Regions from separate parts of the Homo sapiens genome. Here region 2 is linked to region 1. Evidence: read pairs that join two places in POLR2A ChIA-PET (ENCODE). Cell type or tissue: Caco-2. All regions are shown on one strand. Each heading gives the region's core, and the rest is flanking DNA. Links, peaks and the distances in the headings are about the cores only. Region 1 overlaps SPPL3 (signal peptide peptidase like 3). Region 2 has its middle 14 kb from the start of HNF1A-AS1.

Region 1 (8,333 bases), core at 139-8,138:
GCAGTTCGCCATAAGTATAATTTGATTTTTAAAATTCTATAATCTATTTTTGATGTTTCTAGAGTTTAATGGTTCCTTCTTAGGAATTAAAATACTGATTGTATGTGATGTATGTATAAATTAAGAAGTGTTTGCAACTTTCACTTTCTTTTTTTTTTTTGAAACGGAGTCTCACCCTGTCACCCAGTCTAGAGTGTAGTGGTGCGATCTCAGCTCACTGCTACCTCCACCTCCCAGGTTCAAGCAATTCTCTTGCCTCAGCCTCCCAAGTATCTGGGATTACAGGTGCACACCACCATGCCCGGCTAATTTGTTTTCTGTATCTTTAGTAGAGACAGGATTTCACCATGTTGGTCAGGCTGGTCTCAAACTCCTGACCTTGTGATCCACCTGCCTCAGCCTCCTAAAATGTTGGGATTACAGGCATGAGGCACCATGCCTGGCCAACTTTCACTTTCTATCATGTATTTTCTTATCCTTACTTAAAGAGTTAGAGGCAGAATACTTGTCTTCTGGAATTTTAACGTCTGAGGTGCTCAGAGGGGCTCTAAATGATCAAATTCAGTTTTACAGGGAAAAATCTAGTTAGTCCCAATGATCCTCTCAATGAATTGTTACCCCTCAGATTTTATTAATAAGTCAAACTAGGGCCACAGCTTGAAATGAAACAGCTCCACCTCATTGTTGTGGAACGACTAGGTTGAGCTCCTAAGAAAAAGTTTTTGTAGGTATCTTTAAGGTATTAGACTAAGGAGTATGCCTTAGCCTAATAGAGACCTTATGGAAAATCCCATTTCTTGGTTTGTAGGGTATTCCCTAACCTGGTAGGAAAACTTAGTTATCTCTCTTTTGGAGTTCCAGCATGGATAGTGAAGAACCACCAAAGGATTTTTTTTTTTAAGTGCTCTGAAGTGGAGATGTATCCTAGTTGTTTCTACATATTTTGAATTGTATCGAATATAAGTGATTATTCAAAAAGTATTCAGTTGTGTTATGCCACTCATTAAATTTTCATTTGAAATCTTGAGATATGAGCACCTCATTCTGTTACGGTTTCTTCGAATCAGGAAATCTTTAGCGTGAGGGTGGTTTTCATCTCTAGTTGACTGTGACCTAGCCATGTCTTAGTCCTAGTGTTGTATTTGGTACAATAGTTATGCCTGTTGTACTCCACAGGGTCGTTGTGAGGATTTAGTGAGATAATGCACATAAAAATGCTTCATGCATTGCAAAGTGCTCCGTGAAAGCACGCTGTTTGTTCTGTACATTATTTGTTAGAGCCAGATAGGTTCCAGATAGAGTTCCTCACTATAGAAATGACTTCTCTTGTTTCACAATTTAGCCAGCGCTTAAACTTTGAGATGTCCTTTATATTGAGGATGCCACATAATGCTATATAAAAAGAAATAATAGTCTCCAAATTGTCACTGATTTCTAAGTTTCATAGTCCATGGCTACATTCCACAAGAAGAAAGATGATGAATAAAGCTATGTTTCTTTTTTTTTTTTTTGAGATGGAGTTTCGCTCTTGTCACCCAGGCTGGAGTACAGTGGCGCGATCTTGGCTCACTGCAACCTCTACCTCCTGGGTTCAAGCGATTCTCCTGCCTCAGCCTCCAAAGTAGCTGGGTTTATAGCTGCGCGCCAATACACGCGGCTAATTTTGTATTTTTTGTAGAGACGGAGTTTCACCGAGTTGGCCAGGCTGATCTCCAACTCCTGATCTCAGGTGATCCACCCACCTCTGCCTCCCAAAGTGCTGGGATTACAGGCGTGAGCCACCATGCCCGACCTGTTTTTTCATGTTAGTTTTATCTTGATTTTGAAGACAGTTTCCTTCATGATCTACTTAAATGAAGAAAGAACAGTAGAGTGGATGATCCTCATCTTTCCCTGCTTTTCCTTGGAATGCATGGTACGGTTTTCTACCCTTCTAAAAATGCCTGAGGAGGAGCTGTTAGCAGGTTTGTTTGTTTGTTTGTTTGTTTGTTTGAGACGGACTCTCACTCTGTTGCCCGGGCTGGAGTGCGGTGGCACGATCTCAGCTCACTGCAGCCTCCACCTCCCGGGTTCAAGGGATCCTCCTGCCTCAGCCCCACTAGTAGCTGGTATTACAGGCATGCGCCACCGCACCCAGCTAATTTTTTGTATTTTTAGTAGAGACGGGGTTTCTCCATATTGCTCAGGCTGGTCTTGAACTCCCGACCTCAGGTGATCCACCCGCCTCGGCCTCCCAAAGTGCTGGGATTACAGGCATGAGCCACTGCGCCTGGCCAGTAGTTTATCTGTTTCCTTATCCCACACCATGCCTGACAGGCACACCCACTTCCCTTCATCTGAGGCCTCAGGCTTGGGCTTCACTCTTGACCTAGATAGGGCAGGTGTAGCAAAGAAAGTTTTGTTCATTTCTTCTTCAAGCTAGTTATACAGTCATTGTGACCTACGTACAGTGCCTGACTTTGTTTTGTTGTTTAAGTTTTGTCTAGACCTTGTTTAGCTTGACCTTCCAAACTTGACTAAATCTTCAAGCTTTGCCTGATAGCCTTTGACTGTATACTCTGACTTTATAAACTTATGAAATTTACACTCATTTCTTTTTTGTTTGTTTGTTTTTGAGATGGAGTTTCGGTCTTGTTGCCCAGGCTGGAGTGCAGTGGCACCATCTTGGCTCACCGCAACCTCTGCCTCCCGGGTTCAAGTGATTCTCCTGCCTCAGCTTCCCGAGTAGCTGGGATAACGGGCATGCGCCACCACGCCCAGCTAATTTTGTATTTTTAGTAGAGACGGGGTTTCTCCATGTTGGTCAGGCCGGTTGTGAACTCCTGACCTCAGGGTCATCTGCCTGCCTCAGCCTCGCCAAGTGCTGGGATTACAGGCGTGACCCACTGCACCCGGCCCCCTACACTCATTTCTTATAACCGCTTGCAAAAATACTACTTTTAGAAGTAAAGATTAGTTGTGAAAAACAAATACCTTTGCCACTGATTAGTGCAAATGTTTCTAGAAATGCCATCTGGGACTATGGCTAGGCTGGCTGGAACTAGTTGAAGATTTGAGGTAAGAACAATTAACCAAAAGGTAAGAGTATGGAGAGGAAAAAATGGAAGACCAGAAATTGAGGCTTGGGAAACTCACAATTAAGAAATGTCAGGAAGAAGAGGAATCAGAAGAGGCTCCATCAGAGGTAGGATAATTAGGAAAGTGCAGTGGCGATGAAAAGGCATAAGAGAATTTTTAGGGGCAGGAGTGTAAAAAGCTACAAGGATTCAGAGAGAATGAAGAAAAAGCAGGCTATTGAATTTGTAAAGGAAGTCATTACTGAGAGTGCACTGCTAAGATCAGAGTAGTGGGGGTGGAAGCCCAATCAGGGGTAGGTCATAAAGAAATAAAGGCATCTTCTGGGTACTGGCCATTTGTTTGAGATGTGAAAGACTTGAGGAAAGAGAATGGTTGGTACAGACAGCAGGGTCATAAAGGTCTTCTTTTTGTTTTTTATAAATAAGGGAGATAATTGTATATTTGCAGGCAGGGAGAGAAAATTGATCTCGGAAAAAAATATATATTTTTTTCACGCCATTCTCCTGCCTCAGCCTCCCAAGTAGCTGGGACTACAGGCGCCCGCCGCCACGCCTGGATAATTTTTTGTATTTTTAGTAGAGACAGGGTTTCACTGTGTTAGCCAGGATGGTCTCGATCTCCTGACCTCATGATCCGCCCACCTCGGCCTCCCAAAGTGCTGGGATTACAGGCGTGAGCCACTGCACCTGACCCAGTATTTTTTTTTACTGTAGTTTCAGTTTAGAGATTTCTACCTTTTAAAGAATTATTAAGGGTTTCAGTTAGGGGTTGTAAAGAGAATTTCAGAGGAGTCCTTAGTGTGTACGTTTAGTTTTTGTCTCTCTTGGTTTGTATATTGTCCACTAAATTTTGGGTTGTATTTTTTTTTTTTTTTTTCCCGAGACAGAGTCTTGCTCTGTCACCCAGGCTGGAGTGCAGTGGCACCATCTCGGCTCACTGCAACCTCTGCCTACCGGGTTCACGCCATTCTCCTGCCTCAGCCTCCCGAGTAGCTGGGACTACAGGCGCCTGCCACCATGCCCGGCTAATTTTTTGTATTTTTAGTAGAGACGGGGTTTCACCGTGTTAGCCAGGATGGTCTCGATCTCCTGACCTTGTGATGCACCCGCCTTGGTCTCCCAAAGTGCTGGGATTACAGGCGTGAGCCACCGCGCCTGGCCTCTAATTTTGGGTTGTATCGTATTTTAATAGCCTTTGTGTTTTTTATTGTTGGAATATAAAATCTACCCTCTACAATCTGACTTTCAAAACAATCTGGTCTTATAACCCTGCTTCCCTATATTTCCTTTAAATATTACGTGTTACTTCAGCCACACTGGGTTACTTCTGTTTCCTCTTTTATGTACGGTGACTCTTCTGCCTCGTTTGCCCTTCTTCCAAGTCTCTAAACATGTTGACTCCTACCCATTTTTCAAGGTCTGACTGCAATGTTTTCCCCTTGCTGTGGAGCCTTCTTTCTGATTGGCGCAGGAGAAATGTTCTTCTGATGTCTACAGCTCTTTATCTGTTCCTGTCATGTGGGCAGCACTCAGGATTTTCTGACCTTGTATTGAATGTATTTAATATGACCATCTTCCCGTTTTGACAATGCACTTTGTAAGGGTAGGTTCAAAGCCATTAATTTCATGGTGCAAGGACCTACAGATAGTAGGTGCTCAGATTTTCTTTGTAAAAGAATGAATATTTTAGGGGTGAAATTTGTTAGATGCTGGATTTTAGAATAGAATGTCTCCCTAAAAATATGGTGACAAGGCACATGGAAGAGAGGAGAGAACATCTTACTGCTCTTTGAAGGAAGTACAGAAATAAAATGGTTACTGTTAAGTTGGTTCAAGTGTTATGTCCAAATTTGCCTAACTTTCTAATATCCTGACAACACCTAGAGAAAGAAAGGGACTCAGCTAAGGGAGACATTTACAAAGGGCCACAAGCCCTTTAGAGCGCTCTTCTTCATTCAGCTTAGTCTTCTTGAACATGACCACTGACTCACTTATAAAAGTATAAGTAAAATACAAGTTTATTTATACTTTATATTTCCCAAACAGCCATTTATTAAATATGTGGCATATATTACTTGTTTCCTAAAGTGGAGACACTCAGCTGCTTTTTTTTTTTTTTTTTTTTAGAATTTGCAAAACAGTCTTAGGGAAAAAAATTTCAGTAACATGCTCATGTGAAAATATTTTGCAGGAAACATCTCGAGATATGAGTATAAGCTGTATGTAAACTAGCTTTTGAACAATGTAATATTTCTCTCTCACTACTATTTCAGGAATTCATAGTCTTTGTATTACGCTTTTGTTTAAAAAGCTAAAAAAATTTTTTTAATAGAAACTTATTTTGCCGTTTTTTTCTCCTTTTTCTAAAAGTCTGTTTTCTTTTTCAGCTCATTTCTTGTCCTTTGTTTTATAATTATTCAGAAAGGGCAATTGAAAAAAATCTCGTGGCCTGATGTGTGCTTATTTTAAAGTTAATAGATATAGCAGTGCCTCAATCTTAGGTCAGAATTAAATAACACCGTCATCTGGAATAGGCATAAACCAGACATTTGGGAGATTAGGAGTTAGTTTTGTTTTTGAACCTTTGTATCTTTGCAGTGGTGAAAACTCACAGGCCTAAGGATGATGTATTAGGCTGGATTCCTGGGTAGCAAAGGTTATAAAACCATGGGCAGATGTTATCAACCAGCTTAGGAAAAAGGGAATAACAAGTAGAAGTAGGGAAGAAATGTGAATGGCAAATGTGATTGAGCAATAGAAGCAGAGGCGAAGGTTAGAGATGAAGTGGAAAAAGGAGGCAGCTACCAGAAAGTAGACAGCTAAACCAGAGTCATTGTGTAGCAAAGGTGCAGATGGCCCAAGACATCTCTGGAAATCCACCTTTGTGTTCAGGTTAGATTTACCAAGTTGATAATGAGTCAACCTTTAGTGATAGGATAGATAGTCTTAGCTTGTCCTGTTAGCTGTTGAGAGCATCGGGTTTCGGCTTCACAGCTAGATACCTCGGAGACATTCTTGATTCTCATCAAATAATAAGGCCTGTTGACTTTTCGCTCCGTGTTTGTGTGTATATGTAGAATATTATTTAATATATTTTAAATTTGCTTCCTCTCCCTTTTCCTAAATTTTTGTTCCAAGATGACCCTTCCCTTTTTTCCCTTAAAGTTTTGAGGACATGAATAATGTTCATGTGTTTATCCTCAGTGGTCTGGCCCATAGTTTATTAAAAGTGAAGATTATTCTGGATTTGATTTTTTTTTTTTTTTTTTTTTTGAGACGGAGTCTGGCTCTGTCGCCCAGGCTGGAGTACAATGGCGCGATCTCTGCTTACTGCAGCCTCCGCCTTCCAGATTCAAGCGATTCTCCTGCCTCAGCCTCCCGAGTAGCTGGGACTATAGGCGCCTGCCACCACGCCCAGCTAATTTTTTGTATTTTTAGTAGGGATGGGGTTTTATCATTTTGGCCAGGATGGTTTCGATCTCTTGACCTCGTGATCTGCCCGCCTCAGCCTCCCAAAGTGCTGGGATTACAGGTGTGAGCCACCGTGCCCTGCCCTGGATTTGATATTTTGAAAATACCCTGAAAAAGTAAAACTTTTTATTTTATTTTTTTGGGATGGAATTTCGCTTTTGTTGTCCAGGCTGGAGTGCTATGGCGCAATCTCGGCTCACCACAACCTCTGCCTCCCAGGTTCAAGTAACTCTCCTGCCTCAGCTTTCCCCAATAGTTGGGATTACAGGCATGCACCACCACGTCCAGCTAATTTTTTTGTATTTTCAGTAGAGACAGGGTTTCTCCATGTTGGTCAGTCTGGTCTCGAACTCCCGACCTCAGGTGATCCACCCACGTTGGCCTCCCAAAGTGCTGGGATTACAGGCGTGAGCCACCGCCCCCAGCAAAATTATTTTTTTTTTCAAAGTAAGGTGGAAGAATATGGGATGTCTTAAATTGCTATCAGTCCTCAGTTAAGAGCCTAAAGGGACAAGCATTAAACATCGTTTATGGTTGTCTTATGTTAAGTGAAAAACTATTATTCAAGGTGTTAGGCTGGACCTACCTTCATAACAATCACTATTTAATTTGTAGGACCTCTTCATAACACAGTGGGAGAATTGGTGACTATATCAGTTAGCTATTGCCACAATAACACTGCATGACAAATTATACCAAAACTCAGTGGATTAAAATAACAATAAAATATACTTATGAATCTACAGATTGGCTGGTGCAACTCTGCTTCTTCCGATCTGTAAGTTGATTGAGATGACTCCGCTTCAAGTGTGTTCATTTTAGGCCCAGAGTGAATGGGCAGCAGCCACATAGGGGAAGCTCTTCTCTAGGCAGTGCCAGGGGCACAAGAGGGCAAGGTGAGACCTCTTAAGGTTTAGGCTTAGAACTGGCACACTGCCATTTCTGCTCCATTCTTTTGGCCAAAGCAAGTCATATGGTTGAAGCCAAAGTCAAGGAGCCACAAAAATAAATCTTACGCCCATTAGTGGGAAGAACTGCAAAATCATATGGCTAAGGAATAGATCCTGGAAAGGATGAGGAATTAATGCCTCTAATGCAATCTACCACAGTTAAAGTTCCCTCTTCTGTTTCAATAGGGCTACTTATCGCTTTTTCATGCTCTTCTAAAATGAAGCATTTCATATAGGCACATTTCATAGAAGTCCCTTTCTGTGGCATTGTGTTTTTCATTCTGATGTTTATATTTTATAAATAGCTTTTGAAAGATATAATTCACGGGCCGGGTGTGGTGGCTCATGCCTGTAATCTCAGCATTTCCGGAGGCTGAGGTGGGCAGTTCACCCGAGGTCAGGGGTTCAAGACCAGCCTCGCCAACATGACGAAACCCCATCTCTACTAAAAATGCAAAAATTAGCCAGGTGAGGTGGCATGAACCTGTAATCCCAGCTATTTACTCGGGAGGCTGAGGCAGGAGAATCGCCTGAGCCCAGGAGGTGGAGGTTGCAGTGAGCTGAGATTGCACCCATTGTACTCCGCCCTGGGTGACAAAGCAAGACCCGGTCTCAAAAAATAAAATATAAGATATAATTCACATACTGTACAATTCAGTCATTTAAAGTGTACAATTAAGTAGTTTTTATTATATCTACAGAGTTGGGCAGTCGTCACCACAATCATTTTTATAACATTTTCTTCATCCCAAAAGAAACTGTACATATTAGCAGTTACTGCTCATTACCCTTCTCCCCAGCCCTTGGCAGCCACTAGTCTGCTTTTGGCCTCTAC
Region 2 (8,333 bases), core at 225-8,224, 65 kb before region 1:
TGACTCTGAGCAGGGAGGGAGCAGTGTCCTCTTAGCATAATAAGATCAGGATTCATAACATTAAATCAAAGTGCTGTAACTCACAGGAATATCAGTTTCCTATTCAGAAGATAGAGGAGAATGTTTTCAGAAGGAAATTGAACTTTATGGTTTGAAACACGTTTAATTTTAAATATGTTGAGAGAAAACCAGCTACAGCCTGGCATGGAAACTCCTGTTGTTCCAGCCAATGCCTTGGAGAACCAGAGACCACGCCCCCTTCCTCCCTGCTGAGGAGTCAACGAACGAGACCAAAGTCCCCTGTTCTTCTCTGCAGTCAGCAGAAATCAGAGAAGAACATCTTTAGACAGTCAGCAGACTCAGGAACTGTGTACTCTAGGACTTTTTAAAAATTTTTTTACTTTTATTTTTTTGAGACGGAGTCTCGCTCTGTCGCCCTGGCTGGAGTGCAGTGGCGTGATCTCAGCTCACTGCAACGTCCACCTCCCAGGTTCAAGCTATTCTCCTGCCTCAGCCTCCCGAGTAGTTAGGATTACAGGCGCCTGCCACCACACCCGGCTAATTTTTGTATTTTTAATAAAGACAAGGTTTTGCCATGTTGGCTAAGCTGTTCTCCAACTCCTGACCTCAGGTGATCCACCTGTCCCAGCCTCCCAAAGTGCTGGGATTACAGGCATGAGCCACCGCACCCAGCCTGGGACTTTTTTATTTTTACAGAGATGGGTGATGATTCATGGGACGTTGGAGATGCCCCAAGACTGGAGATATGATTTGGGGGATCCTGAGGATTGGTGACCTAGGCAAAACTTGGGGAGGCTGGATCCTGGGTATGGAGTAGCCAATCTGAATAAAGACCCCTGCGCCAAAGGTTGGCACAGAAATAGTGGTCTTGCCAGCCTTCAGGGGAGGCCCACACCAGTCCTAGACTGCCTGCTTCTGGAAGGAATCAACTCTTACATGTTTATGCCATTTCACTTTGGGTTTTCTGTTCTATACAGCTAAACCTAATACTGGACTGATACATTATTATTATTTTCAGAACCAACCAAAGCTGGAATAACACTCTTGATAATGCCAGTTTCCTGGTCCTAGAAGTGAGCTAACAGGCTTTTCAGAGATGACGAGATGTGAAATCCCTCACTGATTCATGCTTCATGTGTTTAATGAGCACCCACTAGGTGCTAAGCCTTGTTCTAGTCAGGAATAAAACCGATACTTCACGAGGTTTACAGCCTGGTGGAGGAGACGTGTATCAGGCTAGTGCGTGTAGACCAAAGGCCAGAGGCGCCCACTCAAGCATTTCCACCTACATGAGAATCCCATAGTCTTTTTAGAAGAATAGAAATAGTAAGCCCTGAGTCACGACTGCATTTGAATGCCACCTTACCTGAAGTCTGAATCAGGGATAATTTGATTTCAGAAGAATAAAATGAGGCTCCTAACACCTGTCCCAAATTGCAAGGAAATGAGGGTATTCTCTTTTTTTTTTTTTTTTCTGAGATGGAGTCTCGCTCTATCGCCCAGGCTGGAGTGCAGTGGCGCGATCTCGGCTCACTGCAAGCTCCACCTCCCGGGTTCACGCCATTCTCCTGCCTCAGCCTCCTGAGTAGCTGGGACTACAGGCGCCCGCCACCACGCCCAGCTAATTTTTTGCATTTTTAGTAGAGACGGGGTTTCACCGTGTTAGCCAGGATGGTCTCGATCTCCTGACCTCGTGATCCGCCCGCCTCGGCCTCCCAAAGTGCTGGGATTACAGGCGTGAGCCACCGCGCCCAGTTGAAATGAGGGTATTCTCTAAGAGGCAGATGACAGAACCTACTGCAATGAATTTGTCAAGCTCAAGGCTAAGGACACAGTCCCTCCACAAGGCAGCCTTCACTTCAAATGCCAGGTGCAACTGGGGATTCCTGGGCCACCCTCACTTCTGACCGCTTGGCTGCATTGAGGGTTCCCACTACCCCCTGTGGTTCAATAATTCACTAGAATGACTCATGGAACTCAGGAAAGTGCCCCGCCTCATAACGACAGTTTTTATGATAGCAAACAGACACAGATCAGAACCAGCCACAAGAAAGGACATAGAGGGTGAGGTGCGGAAGGGGTTCAAGTGCAAAGCTCCTAGTTACCTTCTCTCCAGACAGTCACCTCCCCCCAGCTATGATGCGTGATGACACTCAGAGAATACTGCTAACCAGAGAAGCTCCTGAGGCTTTGGTGTCCAGCGTTTTTGGGGGTTTTGTTTTTGTTGTTGTTGTTTCTGAGATGGAGTCTCGCTCTCGTCGCCCAGGCTGGAGTGCTGTTGCGTGATCTCAGTTCACTGCAACCTCCACCTCCTGGGTTCAAGCGATTCTCCCGCCTCAGCCTCCAGAGTACGAGTAGCTGGGATTACAGGCATGCACCATGCCCAGCTGATTTTGTATTTTTAGTAGAGACAGGGTTTCACCATGTTGGCCAGGCTGATCTCAAACTCCTGACATCTGGTGACCCGCCCCCCTCAGCCTCCTGAAGTGCTGGGATTACAGGCATGAGCCACTGCCAGCCAGTGTCCAGCGTTTTTTAGTGGGGCTTGATCCCTTACTGCCAGTGTGGCTGACCTTTCATCTCCAGTCTCTCCTGAGCTAACTCTTGTGTATCCAGCTCATCTGGAGGTTGGAACTGATACAGGATGTTCCAAAGCCTTCATTACAGATCACATTGTTAGACTATCTGGTGGCCAAAGGCCCCAGGCAAACACAGACACTTCCATCAGACAGGACGTTAAGGGGCCTAGAGATCACCTCCCAGCAACTGAAGGCAAAGATAATCCTCCTACTGTACATCCTTTTTTTTTCTTTTTTTTTTTTTAAGAGACAGGGTTTCATTCTGTCGCCCAGGCTGGAGTACAGTGACACACTCATGGCTTGCTGCAGCCTCGACCTCCTGGGCTCAAGCAATCCTCCTGTAGCTGGGACTACAGGTGTGCACCACCACACCCCGCCAACTATACATCCACCACCACCCTGTCCTCTCAGCCCCCAAAGTCATGAGGCTTTGACTAGGTATCAGGATGTCTTCAAATGAAAATTAATGAAAACAGCGGGCCCGGTGGCTCACACCTGTAAGCCCAGCACTTTGGGAGGCCGAGACAGGTGGATCACCTGAGATCGGGAGTTCAAGAACAGCCTGATCAACATGGAGAAACCCTGTCTCTGCTAAAAATACAAAAAAAGTAGCTGGGCATGATGGCACATGCCTGTAATCCCAGCTACTTGGGAGGCTGAGGCAGGAGAATTGCTTGAACCCGGGAGGTGGAGGTTGTGGTGAGCCGAGATCATGCCATTGTACTCCAGCCTGGGCAACAAGAGTGAAACTTCGTCAAAAAAAAAAAAAAGAAAAAAAGAAAAGAAAATTAATAAAAACAAAAATCCAAAGTTGGACACACACACAGAGAACACCTTAGGACAATAGAGGTACACCGTGGAGTGCTGCAGCAGCAAGCCAAAGATTGCCAAGGATTACCAGAGACGTGAGACGTTGGAAAGGGCAAGAGTGGAATCTCCCCTCTCCCCCAAGTTTGAGAGGGGGCCAAGCCTTACCGACACCTTAATTTGAGGCCTCTAGTCTCTAGAAATGCAATGTGCAAGGCGGGGCGCGGTGGCTCACGCCTGTAATCCCAGCACTTTGGGAGGCTGAGGCGGGCCTTAAGGTCAGGAGTTCAAGACCAGCCTGGCCAACATGGTGAAACCCTGCCTCAAAATGCAAAAAGTAGCCAGGCGTGGTGGCATGTGCCTGTAATCCTAGCTACTCAGGAGGCTGAGGCAGGAGAATCACTTGAACCCAGGAGGCAGAGGTTGCAGTGAGCCGAGATCACACCAGTGCACTCCAGCCTGGGCAACAGCGTGAGACTCCATCTCAAAAAAAAAAAAAAGGGCCGGGTGCAGTGCTCACGCCTGTAATCCCAGCACGTTGGGAGGCTGAGGTGGGAGGATCACCTGAGGCCAGGAGTTCAAGACCAGCCTGGCCAATATGGTGAAACTCTGTCTCTACTAAAAATTCCAAAAAAATTTAGCAGGGTGTGGTGGCGCATGCCTGTAATCCCAGCTACTCGGGAGACTGAGACAGGAGAATTGCTTGAACCCGGGAGGTGGAGGTTGCAATGAGCTGAGATGGCGCCACTGCACTCCAGCCTGGGAGACAGAGTGAGACTCCGTCTCAAAACAAAACAAAACAAAAATGCGACGTGCAGTGATGTGCTCCAGCTGGTGTGATCCCCTTGGGGATGTGGCAATGGATGGGCATCCCCAGACTTGATGATCATCCCTTTGTCTCTTACCAGCAATCCCCAAACCAATTCACAAGTTCTGTTTTGTTTTGGTTTGGTTTTTTGTTTGTTTTTTGAGACAGAGTCTCACTCTGTCGCCCGGGCAGGAGTGCAGTGACATGATCATATCTCACTGCAGCCTCAAACTCCCAGGCTCAAGTGATCCTCCCACCTCAGCCTCCCTAGTAGCTGGGACTACAGGTGTGCACCACCATGCCTGGCTAACTTTTTTCATTTTTTGTAGAGATGGGGGTCTCCCTATGTTGCCCAGGCTGGTTTCGAACTCCTGGGCTCAAGTGATCCTCCCATCTCAGCCTCCCAAAGTGCTGGCATTACAGGCGTGAGCCACCGTGCCCGGCCACAAGATATTTTTTAAGCATGGAGGTTTCTGTGCATTGGATTCCCCTCTTTGAGCTTCACCATATATATTTGTCCAAGGGCAGGGAGATCCGGTGTAATCTGCTTACACAATATTCCTGGAGAAGTTCTTCTTTCAGTAAATACTTGTACATCTCTGCAGAGTGACAGCAGGTTCTCCAGCAAACACCTTGGGGAGCCCAACCCTTTCCTGGGAATGCCCCTGTGTTAATGGGAATCAAAGCTGAGAGCAGGTGGGGAGAGTACATTCTTGGCTTATCAGCTTCCAACAGAAAGGGGAAATAAAAACAGATGCAATCTTTTATTGCAAAGGGATGGGTGCCTCTAAGATCAGATAAAGCCCATATAGGATTATGCAGAAACTGGTGTAAATTTGCAGGTCATCAAGACTCAATGTCCCCTCCCTCCCCACACTGTCCACCTCTGGACCATTTTGCACTTTATATTTTCTGAGAAAGGAGGCAGAGGGGAAGAAGGGGTTCAAAGGTGTCAGCCTGGCTCCTGGTGACCAGCTCTGTTTAGCAGGAAGTTAGCTGGAACAACTGATTGAGCCCTGGGATAATCTATGCTGTCACTGTGGACACAGCGGAGCAGAGGGCACACACAGTGGAGGGCACACACAGCGGAGGACAGACACAGTGGAGGGCACACACAGTGGAGGGCACACACAGCGGAGGGCACACACAGTGGAGGGCACACACAGCGGAAGGCACACACAGTGGAGTTACCTCTGATCCCCATGCCCTACGGGGCTGCCACCTTCCTGCCAGGGTTTGGATCATCACAGTCATTTGCATCTTCACTCCACAGCGTGAGTGCACATACACATCTGTTTTATTGCATTTGGCCCTTATAGGAATGAGTGGGATATGGGGAAATGAAAAGGCTGAGACTGCGATAAAAAATGTAGCTCTTAGGCCAGGTGCGGTGGCACATGCCTGTAATCCTAGCACTTTGGGAGGCCGAGGTGGACAGATCACCTGAGTTCAGGAGTTTGAGACCAGCCTGGCGAACATGGTGAAACCCCATCTCTACTAAAAATACAAAAATTAGCCAGGCGTGGTGGTGGGTGCCTGTAGTCCCAGCTACTCAGGAGGCTGAGGCAGGAGAATCCCTTGAACTCGGGGGTCAGAGGTTGCAGTGGGATTGCACCGCTGCACTCCAGCCTGGGCGACAGAGTGAGACTCCATCTCAAAACAAAACGAATCGAATCAAATGTAGCTCTTGAAACAACCAAAACAAAGTTAAAGTTGTAAAGAGTGGAAAGTCCTTAGCATTGATCAGAATTAATCTTTGGCCAGGTGCAGTGGCTCACGCCTATAATCCCAGCACTTTGGGAGGCTAAGGTGGGAGGATCATTTGAGCCCAATTTGAGACTAGCCCAGGCAACATAGTGAGATCTCATTTCTACTGGAAATGAAAAAATTAGCCAGGCATGGTGGCATCTGCCTATAATCCTGGCTACTCAGGAGGCTGAAGTGGGAGGATTGTTTGAGTTTGGGAGGTCGAGGCTGCAGTGAGCTAGGATGGCACCACTGCACTCCAGCCTGGGCAACAGAGTGAGACCCTGTCTCAAAAAAAAAAAAGAATTCTCAATCTTCTCCCCGACCACAGCCTTCCTCAAGTAAGCTAAAAACAAACATCCTCTACATTGTTTGAGTCAAATATTGGCTTTATCCTTGACACCTCACTTTCTTTCCTATCCCATAGTCAATTGGTCTAGAAATAAAAATAAAAGTTTCCCCAGAATTAAAAAAAAAAAAAAATCCCAAAGTTGGGTGGGCTTGATGGTATATGTTATTAGGAGTCTAGGTTTTCTCAGTCTACAGCATCAGCTTCTGTGAAGGCTGATTCCCCTCATGGTCACAAAGTGGCTGCCACCACTCACTCAGGCACCTTTGTCTCCTCTGGGGAGAAGGAGGAGCTGCTCACCCTCATCAGCCCAGAGTAAGCCCCGCCTTGCATCTCGTTGGTCCACTGGCTTAGGCCCAGTCAATCACTGGCAAATGGGGATGGAATTAGCAGCACTGACTAAGCTCATTGGATCTCAAAGTGTGGTCCCAGGGCCAGCAGCATTGGCCTCACCTGGGAACTTGTTAGAACGGCACATCCTCAAGCCTCACCTCAAACCTGCTGAATCAGAAACTCGGGGTGGGGCCCAGTGAGCTGGATTTGTTTCCCAAGCCCTCTAGGGAATTCTAGTTTGTGCTCCCACTGAAGAACTTCTGCCTTGATTAAAAGCTTTGTTAACCATCCTCAAGGTCCAGGCCTGATAGTGACTTTGGAGGAAGGTGGGTGAGATGCTGTGAGTGTGGGAGGGGAAGAGTGGCCTCTTCAGTGGGTACCGCAGGTCACTCTGTGGGCGACGACATCGCAGGGACAACGTGGACCCAGGAGTCCCCATCTACAGTCCCTGGTCTGGCTGGAGACAGTGAGGGAAACCTCCTCTACGATCCCCCAAAGGAAAGGCAGAAACCCACTGGGCAGAAAAGGAGAGCATCTTCACACACCTTATCCCATTTTTGTCTCATAGCTGTCCTTTAAAAGAGATGTTATTAAATTCCCATTTTAGGCTGGGGCAGTGGCTGACGCCTGTAACCCCAGTACTTTGGGAGGCTGAGGTGGGCGGATCACTGAGGTCAGGAGTTCGAGACCAGCCTGGACAACATGGTGAAACCCCATCTCTACTCAAAAAATACAAAATTCCTATCAGCCGGGCGTGATGGTGCATGCCTGTAATCCCAGCTACTCGGGAGGCTGAGGCAGAAGAATTGCTTGAACCTGGGAGGCGGCACCTGCAGTGAGCCGAGATCGCGACACTGCACTCCAGCCTGGGCAACATAGTGAGGTTCTGTCTCAAAAATAAATAAAAATAAATTCCCATTTTAGCAATGAGGAAACTGGGATTCAGAGAAGTTGAGGGCCGAGTGTGGTGGCTGACGCCTGTAACCCCAGCACTTTGGGAGGCCGAGGTGGGCGGATCACCTGAGGTCAGGAGTTCAAGACCAGCCTGGCCAACATGGTGAAACCCAGTCTCTACTAGTAATAAAAATTAGCCGGGTGGGGTGGTGCGTGCCTGTACTCCCAGCTACTCGGGAGGCTGAGGCAGGAGAATTGCTTGAACCCGAAAGGCGGAGGTTGCAGTGAGCCGAGATTGTACCATTGCACTCCAGCCTGGGAGACAGAGTGAGACTCCATCTCAAAAAAAAAAAAAAAAAAAAAAAAAAGAGAGAAGTCAAGGCTACATGGTTATCCACCGACATGGGGTCCTAATGTCTATGTCATATATGTCAGATGAGATGTCCAGTCTCTCTGCCAGTGACGTGCCAAGGGCGGGGCAGTGGGGCACTTTGCATCAGAGCGGGGCATTTAGTGTACACAATGTGAAAGCCAGAATGAAACCAACTAGGCGGGGTGAGGTGGCTCATAGCTGTAATCCCAATACTTTGGGAGGGGTGGGAAGATCGCTTGAGTCCAGGAGTTCAAAACCAGCCCAGGCACCACAGCAAGACCTCATCGCTACAAAAAAAAAAAAAAAAAAAAAAAAAAAAAAAAAGCTAGTTGCAGCGGCATGAGCCTGTAGTCCCAGCTACTTGGGAGGCTGAGGCAGGAGAATCTCTTGAGCCCAGGAGTTTGAGGATACAGTGAGCTATGA

Evidence for each region. ChIA-PET counts read pairs that join two places held together with the same protein. Peaks named below come from ENCODE experiments on the same cell type or tissue, not always from the same donor. Only the 100,000 strongest peaks of a DNase experiment are listed, where the experiment ranks them.
Region 2: POLR2A ChIA-PET joins it to region 1 with 12 read pairs; 6 of 35 experiments call an interaction of 5 or more read pairs at or near these places.

The regions. Positions count from the first base shown.
Region 1 is chr12:120,888,606-120,896,938 of GRCh38, reverse strand. The region is part of intron 1 of SPPL3 (signal peptide peptidase like 3); the gene reads left to right. Among named protein-coding and RNA genes, the nearest start is that of SPPL3, 12 kb to the left of the region's middle. In Caco-2, for the core only: no CTCF peak of the experiment used is centred there; no DNase peak of the experiment used is centred there.
Region 2 is chr12:120,953,732-120,962,064 of GRCh38, reverse strand. No RefSeq gene overlaps it. Among named protein-coding and RNA genes, the nearest start is that of HNF1A-AS1, 14 kb to the left of the region's middle. In Caco-2, for the core only: no CTCF peak of the experiment used is centred there; DNase peaks (open chromatin) are centred at 254, 2,004, 4,864, 5,157 and 2 weaker places.